2 separate regions of the Homo sapiens genome follow, and region 2 is linked to region 1. The links are chromatin contacts, found by Hi-C in ENCODE. All regions are on one chromosome and are shown on one strand. Each heading gives the region's core, a stretch centred on a gene start or an enhancer-like site at or near the end of the contact. The rest is flanking DNA. Distances are from core to core; before and after follow the strand shown. Region 1 holds the start of TMEM11-DT (TMEM11 divergent transcript). Region 2 holds the start of WSB1 (WD repeat and SOCS box containing 1).

What was found. A loop is a pair of places that touch in the nucleus more often than their neighbours do. Pooled maps may share reads with other maps.
Region 2: a pooled map shows a loop between it and region 1 (7-fold over the local background). The contact joins the promoter of WSB1 here to the promoter of TMEM11-DT in region 1. A Hi-C loop is called at or near these places in 7 of 50 pooled maps.

What each region holds. Positions count from the first base shown.
Region 1 is chr17:21,212,593-21,216,746 of GRCh38, reverse strand. It overlaps TMEM11-DT (TMEM11 divergent transcript), which reads right to left and starts at 2,422. Exons shown (of 2, transcript NR_184102.1): 1 at 2,297-2,422. It overlaps TMEM11 (transmembrane protein 11), which reads left to right and starts at 2,586. Exons shown (of 2, transcript NM_003876.3): 1 at 2,586-2,656. The coding sequence starts at 2,595. RefSeq lists enhancers at 1,605-1,814, 2,585-2,684 and silencers at 1,975-2,244, 2,365-2,504.
Region 2 is chr17:27,292,154-27,296,307 of GRCh38, reverse strand. WSB1 (WD repeat and SOCS box containing 1) reads right to left here and starts at 2,194. Exons shown (of 9, transcript NM_015626.10): 1 at 1,873-2,194. The coding sequence starts at 1,912. It overlaps MIR4522 (microRNA 4522), which reads left to right and starts at 2,312; the gene lies at 2,312-2,398. RefSeq lists enhancers at 1,916-1,975, 1,986-2,045, 2,416-2,465 and a silencer at 2,166-2,375.

The DNA.
Region 1 (4,154 bases), core at 1,173-3,672:
GTGAGCAAGTCACTCAGGTCGTCTGTAAGTTGATTTCCTCATTTACAAAATGAGATTGTTGATTAAAAAAAAAAGTGATACTATTATTAAGACAGAGTCTTGCTCTGTCATCCATTCTGGAGTGCAGTCGTGCGATCTCAGCTCACTGTAACCTCCACCTCCCGGGTTCAAATGATTCTCATGCCTCAGCCTCCCGAGTAGCTGGGATTACAGGCGTGTGCCACGATGCCCGGCTAATTTTTGTATTTTTAGTACAGACGAGGTGTCACCATGCTGGCCAGGCCGGTCTTGAACTCCTGACCTCAGGTGATCCACCCGCCTTGGCCTCCCAAAGTGCTGGGATTACAGGCGTGAGCTAACGCACCTGGCCAACAGTATCACTTTTATACAGTTGTTGTGAAAATCAAGATGTAGATCACTTAAAATATAAAACAGCACTTGGCCTCCATACACGTATCACCTCATGAAATACCGCAATCCTCTGAGGGGAGATACTATCATCCCATGATACAAACCAGGCAGCTGAGAAACAGAAGTTACACAAGCAGCCCCTGAGCCAGAAGTGCGTTCTAGAATCCCTAGTATACCCTCTGAATCACCACACTGATACAAAGAAAAGACAGCCATATCCGCAGTGTCATACCATGGAACTGTTAAGAGGTCTCCAGCATGAACTACGCTGACACTTGGAGGCAGGGCTGTATGACTCAACAGGAAGGCCAGGTACTTTTTAGAGACCAGACAGGTACAAGGTCTTGAAGGACAAAAGTTGGCTGGGAGAGCTGGGCACCGTGGCTCATGCCTGTAAATCCCAGCACTTTGGGAGGCTGAGGGGGATGGATCATGAGGTCAGGAGTTGGACACCAGCCTGACCAACATGGTGAAACCCCGTCTCTACTAAAAATACAAAAATTAGCTGGGTGTGGTGGCACCACCTGTAATCCCAGGTACTCAGGAGGCTGAGGTAGGAGAATTGCTTGAACCTGGGAGGCGGAGGTTGCAGTGAGCCAAGATCGCACCACTGCACTCAAGCCTGGGCGACAGAGCAAGACTCTGTCTCAAAAAAAAAAAAAAAAGTTGGCTGGGAGGTAAAAGCATTTTAGGTAAAGCATAGAACATCTACGTATCTGCAAACCCTCTGAATTTACTAGCCTGGCAAGTTCCAGACGGGAAAGGTAGGCAGTTGAATTTGGAGAGCTAGGCAACTTCCAAACTAAGGAGGGGCTTCTTGATTGTGCTAAGGAATTTGAATCACACACTGTAGGTGATGAGGGACGGTGAGAGGATTGCAAGCAGCTAAAACTGTGGTAGAATGTCAGCTGGAAGGAAATCGAAAGGAATCCTCAACAAGGAGAGGGTCGCCTTTCCGTCTGCTGGCCCTCCTGCTGTGGCCTGCGGCGGGGTGGGAAGGGGGGTTCCACTACACAGAAGTGTGACGCGCAGGGCTGGGCTTCTTCTAGGCTGAATTCGGGACAGATTTTCGCATTTGTTTTGCTCAAGTATTTATGGGACCAATTAATATGTTTAGCAACGTTGTCTGTGGGAGCAGTAGAGGAACTGAGAAGTTCACAAACTGTAAGAGATCCTCCAAAGAGTCCACAGGTCTGAGGCAGCAGCACCTGGGAATCTCTGGGCTCCAGTTAGTCCTTCCTGACTTTGACTCGTTACAGCAGTGTCCAGACAGGGATATGTCGGGTCCTGTGGCAGGGTTCCCGTCAGGTGGGATGGTTTAGCCCCGCATCTGCCTTCAAAGATCCCGAGATTATGCCGTCGCAGCGGCCAGGGCAGGAGTGGGTGCGTGGCAGGGACTGAGTCTAAGAGGCCTGGAGGCCCTGTCTAAAACAGAGCTGTCGCTGGGCCCTCTCGCCTTCAAGCAGTTATCATACAGCTATTCCCCTTTCTTGTTTTCAGACCCTCTCCTCTAACAGCCTGCACCTGCAAGCAGGGACCTCCGTGGCAGCAGGGACAGCGTGTCTGTCTCGGCCTCCAAAGTACCCCGGAGTCTAAGAGAACTGGGGGAGGATGGTGCGGGAGCAGCGCCCGCCTCCAAGGAGGGCCCGGGCGGCGCCTCCCGCCCCTCGGTGACCTTATGGGCCAAGGCTGTGAAGGGCAGGCGTGGCGACGCGGAGGGGCCCGGCGCTAGTAGCCCGCAGACAGCGCGGCGGCCCCCAGCGGGAGAGGCAGCCTGGCGGCCAGGACAGCGCGGCCGGGCGCCTCCGCGCAGTGCTCTGGGAGTTGTAGGCACTTGCCTCTCCTCTCTCCTTCAGCTACTGGCTCTCGAAACTCAAGGACCTACCGGTGGGTGGGCGCCTGTGACTCCCAGGCTGCGAACGCCGGGAACTCAGTTTCTTCAGAAATGCTCGAACCAGGACGGCTCCTGGAGTCCTCGCGCCCTCGCAGAAGGACTACGGGCCCCGGCGACCCCGGGGGCGGGGCTTCCGGCGCGCTGCCTTGTGGGCACGGTAGTTCCGCCGGGTCTGGCTTCCGCCTGCCGAGCGGCCCCGGACCGCAGGCCGGACTACACTTCCCGTCGGCCCGCCTGCTCTCCCGATGCCGCCTTGGCGCGAGACGTTGGCAAGCAGAGTGTCTCCAAGATGGCCGCTTGGGGAAGGAGGCGTCTTGGCCCGGGCAGCAGTGGCGGCAGCGCCCGAGAGAGGTGAGATCCAAGGGCTTGTTGCCCCCAGTGCAGGCGGCTCAGCGGCCGGAGAGCCCAGCGCGGCCTCCGAGGGCTGCAGCAGCCTTCCTTCCCTGGTTTCCCCGCGCTCCCCCTACCCTCGCCGGGCATACTGGGTTCCAGTTCCGGAGGATCCGGGATCCGGGTGGGAGCGAGGTCGAAGGCCTCGGCGGAGAGCTTAGGGGAAGGGGCGTTAGCCGGGCTGAGTAAGGTAGGCAGCGGCCATGCGGGGCGGGGCCCGAGGCCGGGCCGTGCTGAAAGGAACTGGCGCCCAGCGCAGGCCTCAGGGACCCGCCTAGCTGCCCGCGGGCCGATCGGCTGCTGAAGCACCCTTCCCGCCTGGGCACGCGCGTGGCCATCTCGGCCGCGGCCCCAGACGTGTAGAGGAAGGCAGGGCCCCCGGAGAGAGAAAGAAGGGGAAGCCTTCACAGAGCAGGCCGGCCGCGGCAGGGGTAGTTTGATCTGCACGTTTACTAGGGAGCTTTAGCTCCCGCCAGATGTGTCTCTTCCGAGCCCAGAGCCGGCCACTTCCTCGAGGGAAGATTCTGAAGACTTTTGGATGGTTCTGTGCAAGCGCTCCTGCCGTAGAAGTCCTTTAAAGTGACCTTTCCTAATGAATGGTGTGTGGGCAGGGAGCTAGGAGCGTGTTTCTTCCAACAGGGACCTCCATTTGAATAACTGATTTCTAGAAGATGAGATTGGAGTAGTTTCCGTGTTTCATGTTCAAGTTGCAGTTTTTGCATCTGGGAAGCAGTTTCAGCTAGTGGAAACCACTAGAAGCTGTTCAGCCACTAGAAATTTGGGAGAAGATGTATTGGTGGAGCCACCTGGATTAACTGTCCGCTAAAGCTTGATTGTTATAGCAGCGGTCAGCAAAAAAGGAAAAGTTTTTGTTTTGCTGGTTCTCCCCCTCCCCGTCTTTTTGGTGAGGATTGTCTAACAGAAAAGTTATCTTCCTCTCAACTACTCTGCATTATTCCTTTTCTGTGACTGATTCCATCCCGTGTTCATTGCTATTGCTTGCAGATGGCTTTCCCAGCTGGGAAGATTCTTCCTGTTTGGCAGTTGTGATAGAATCCTTTAGCTTGCTTGCACTTTATTCTTTAGCCCAGTTATCCAGCGTTGCCCATTCTGCATTTCCTCTTCCTTGGAAAAGCAGTGGTAAACACACTTTTGTTTTTCTAACTCCCGCCTGGTATTAGATTGGACCATTTAAATAAGTTACCTCAATGGTTTTCAGATGCTCTTAAAAACTAGCAAACATTTTCAAGATATTCAATGCAAACAGTAATACGAAATAACCTGTTTAGAAAACAAAGTATTAGAAACATACGCCCTCTTGTTGGACTAAAAGCATCTGAAAAGAGCCGAATAGGGATGCCTCAGGCAGGGAACAGGAGCCTTGCCAGCACAGGTTAAGCTTTTATTGATCTAAGAAAATAGATGCTGAGAATTGTTTTTGTTTTGGCTTGAGACAACT
Region 2 (4,154 bases), core at 945-3,444, 6.1 Mb before region 1:
TAGTAAGTTTTTATAACGTATCCAGGAAATAACACTGAGACCTAAATATGAAAAAAAAAAAGAAAGAAAAGAAAAGAGAAATCAGGGGGCTAGTGGGGGAACACTTAGTGGATGGTTCTACTTTATGTAGGTATGCTATCCATCTCTATCCATCTCTTAGAAAACAAAACCGGAAATCTGGGCGGGGTGGCTCACGCCCGTAATCCTAGCACTTTGGGAGGCAGAGGTGGGCGATCACCTGAGGTCGGGAGTTCGAGACCAGCCTGACCAACATGGAGAAACCCCATCTCTACTAAAAACACAAAAATTAGCCGGGCGTGTGCATGCCTGTAATCCCACCTACTCAGGAGGCTGAGGGAGGAGAATCGCTTGAAACCGGGAGCCGGAGGTTGCAGTGAGCCGAGATCGTGCCATTGCACTCCAGCCTGGGCAACAAGAGCAAAAACTCCATCTCAAAAAAAAAAAAGAGAGAGAGAAAACAGGACCGCAAAGTTTTCAAAATGGTTTATCAGGATGAAGTAAAATACAGATTTAAAAAAAAGGCAGATCACTCGTCTATAACATTATGGTGTACTAAAGTAAAAGAAAAACCCACTGGACTGATAAGAACTTTTGAGTTCTTTGTCCCACTTCGCGACATACTTTCTAGTCTTAAAATACAGTTAAAATAATAACTGGACACAAATTCTGTGTTCTTTGCATCTTTTTTTTTCTTTTTTCTGTGTGAACTCTGCTACAATTTTTTCCCTTTTTTTTCTGTGTTTGTATCTTTAAAAATGGTTATTAAAACCAGGGTTAAAGTCCCTTCCTAATCAATCATCCCTAAGACAACAAAAGTCCAGAATTCTAAAACAGCTGTTTCTAGATATAAAAATTCACCCACATACAAAATAGTGCGCGTTTTGGCTACTTCAGCCTCTTCCCTTCTCTAGAAATAACTCCTCCTTGTACTTAGTAAAGGCACACATTCACTTCAAGAGTAGGAAAATGTAAATGCTCTCTGCTCAGCGGCCGCAGCTAATTATTACTTCACACAGTAAGATCAGTGTTTGCTAAGTGTTATCAGCCAATGTACAGCACCCCCCAACACCGTCAAACGTTGTTCCAGTTATTTTACTTTAAAAGAGGATTTAAATAATGCGACGTGCTTTCCACTGAGCCACTAAGTAGGTGTGGACGCACAACCTTCAACACTAATTGCCCTTTACTAAGCCGACCAGGGCTAGACACTAAGCCAGAAAAGCCTTTTCCAGAGTTTCCTCTTCCGCACAAAAGCTTTCCTTCTGTCACTCCACCCAACCACCCAGCTCCTCCCTTAAGTGTTTGAAAGATAATTCTAAAAGTCTCCTCCCCCGAACCGCTGCGTTTCTTAAGGCCACACCATTTTAAAAATACTGTATTGCTTTTGCCAGGCTGTTGGGACCTCTTCCATCTCATTTCTATCTAAGAGTGGTTGGTACACACGAGGACCCCCTCCTTTCATTACCGCTTACAACCCACAAGTTTACTTTTCCCCATTGTAAACCTAAAGTCCCTGAGTGGCCCTTCCCTGTCCACTCGACAGTCATGCCCTGAGCCAAGAACTCCCAGGACAAGAGCCCTGCGCGGACCTCCGACGAAGAAACCGGGGTCCTTGCCCGCCCCAGCCACACAGCAACCGCGAGGGAGCACAGTAGGTGCTGCATCCACGTCGGTGCCGTTTACCCCTCAGCCAACTCCCACCGAGGCGGCTTCCTCCTCCTCGCTAGTGGGCTGGCCCTGGCGCACTGGAGCTCTTCCCTCAGACTTGGAGTCGCTTCCTCCCAAACCTCCTCCGGGGAGTCCCTGCCTCTCCTCGGCCCTCATGCGCCCACCCACGGTCCCAATCCTCACCGATCTCTTTCTCGTTGACCCTCGGGGGAAAGCTGGCCATCTATGGGGCACCGTCTGATTCCGGGAATACGATGCGGACCCAACAACAGAGAAGAGAGTGGCGACCGCTGAGGGGCGTGACGCCAAGTTGGTCCCTCCCGGGCCCAGGGACAGAGGAGACGGGCGGGGGCGGCCGCTGCGGCTTCTGCTAACTGCCTCGGGAAAGCTCCCGAAGGCCTCAGACCAAAGTACGGAGTCAACCACAGACAATAGACCCTGTACCCAGCCTCGCGCCTGCGGAGGAAGACAGTTCCCCTAAAGCGCCGACTGCAAACGAGACACTGGAGTCAAAATGGCGGGCGGCGCCGGAGATATCTGGGCGGCAGGGGCGCGGCCACGTGACGTCACAGCCCGAGGCCCCCGCCTCCCGACGCACGGGACGTGATCTCCCCGGCCCGGCGCGGGCGTTGCCTGGGGGCCTCGCAGGGGGAGATCCAGCCCAGGCTGGTTCCGCTGACTCTGCCTGTAGGCCGGTGGCGTCTTCTGGGCCTGGATGGTCTAATATGGAGTTTATAAGCTGAAGTGGCTTTGAAAAGGGCAAGCAGAGAATTGTATTATTATTAGCCTCCTAGCTTAAAGATTGCATGGAACTTAAACTGGCTGAACCAAAAGAACAAAAAGACATTTCAGGTTTTCACTCAATTTGGCCAACTCCCCAGCCCACAAGTAATAGGGAACTGAAGGATGCACTGATGAAAAAGACAGGATGAAAATTAACATCGTTGTGCACCACCTGTCCAGCTGCGATTGTTCAGACCTGAGCCAGCAGGTTTTAGGAAGGGCCGAGGGGAACGAGAAGGAGACTCGGGCGTGATCGCGCCGCACCGCGCCGCGGGGCCTCTCTGGACTGCCTTTGTCCTGGCCAAGATGGATCCCACTGTCCTGGCCAAGATGGATCCCACTGTGTCAGCTCAGAATTGGCCCTTCCTCCACCTTACCTGAAGGCCTCTGGGAGGCACCTAGTTGTCCACACATCAGACTGATAAATGTGTCAGTATCTGCTAGATGCCAGCTTGGTTCCCGGTCACAGATGACGTATTTGCATTTTAATGGCTTCTCGTGTGGACCCTAAACATTGCAAAGGCCTGGGGCGTATAAGACTGGGAATTCAAATATGTGGCAGATATTCATGGGACAGAGTAGAGTGTTGCATAGCCGCTTTTTTTTTTTTTTTTTTTTTTTTTTTTGAGACGGAGTCTCGCTTCTCCCAGGCTGGGGTGCAATGGCGTGATCTTGGCTCACTGCAACCTCCGTTTCCCGGGTTCAGGCAATTCTCCTGCCTCAGCCTCCCCAGTAGCTGGGATTTGTACAGGCATGTGACACCAAGCCCGGGTAATTTTTGTATTTTTAGTACAGAGGGCGTTTCACCCTGTTGGCCAGGCTAGTCTCGAACTCCTGGCCTCGAGTGATCCGCCCGCCTCAGCCTCCCAAAGTGCTGGGATTACAACGTGAGCCACCACGCCCGGCTGCATAGCCGCTTTTAAGAGATCTCAAATGATAACACTGTAGGGCATGTTTACTTCATCTTTTCTTTGCATGAGTGTATTAATTCTTCAAATAGCGAAATGTTTAATAAAACATCGCCCCTCCTTTTTTTTTTTTTTGGTTATTTATTTATTTTTTTTTTTGAGACGGAGTCTTGCTCTGTCTCCCAGAGCAGAGTGCAGTGGCGCCAACTCGGCTCACTGCAACCTCTGCCTCCCGGGTTCAGGCGATTCTCCTGCCTCAGCCTCCCGAGTAGCTGGGACTACAGGTGGCTGCCACCACGCCCAGCTAATTTTTTTCATCCTTTTAGTAGGGAGGGGGTTTCACGATATTGGCCAGGCTGGTCTTGAACTCCTGACCTTGTGATCTGCCCACCTCGGCCTCTCAAAGTGCTAGGATTAGAGGCGTTAAGCTACTGCGCCCTGCCTGCCCCTCGTCTTTAAAAAAAAATCACTTTGTTAGGCTGGGGGCGGTGGCTCACGCCTGTAATCTCAGCGCTTTGGGAGGCTGAGGCGGGTGTCAGGAGTTCGAGACCAGCCTGGCCAACATGGTGAAACCCCCATCTCTACTAAAAATACAAAAAATTAGCCAGGCGTAGTGGCGAAGTCCCAGCTACTCTGGAGGCTAAGGCAGGAGAATTGCTTGAAACCGGGAGGCAGAGGTTGCAGTGAGCTGAGGTTGCACCACTGCACTCTAGCCTGGGTGACAAGAGTGAAACTCTGTCTCAATAAATAAATAAATCAATAAATCACTTTGTT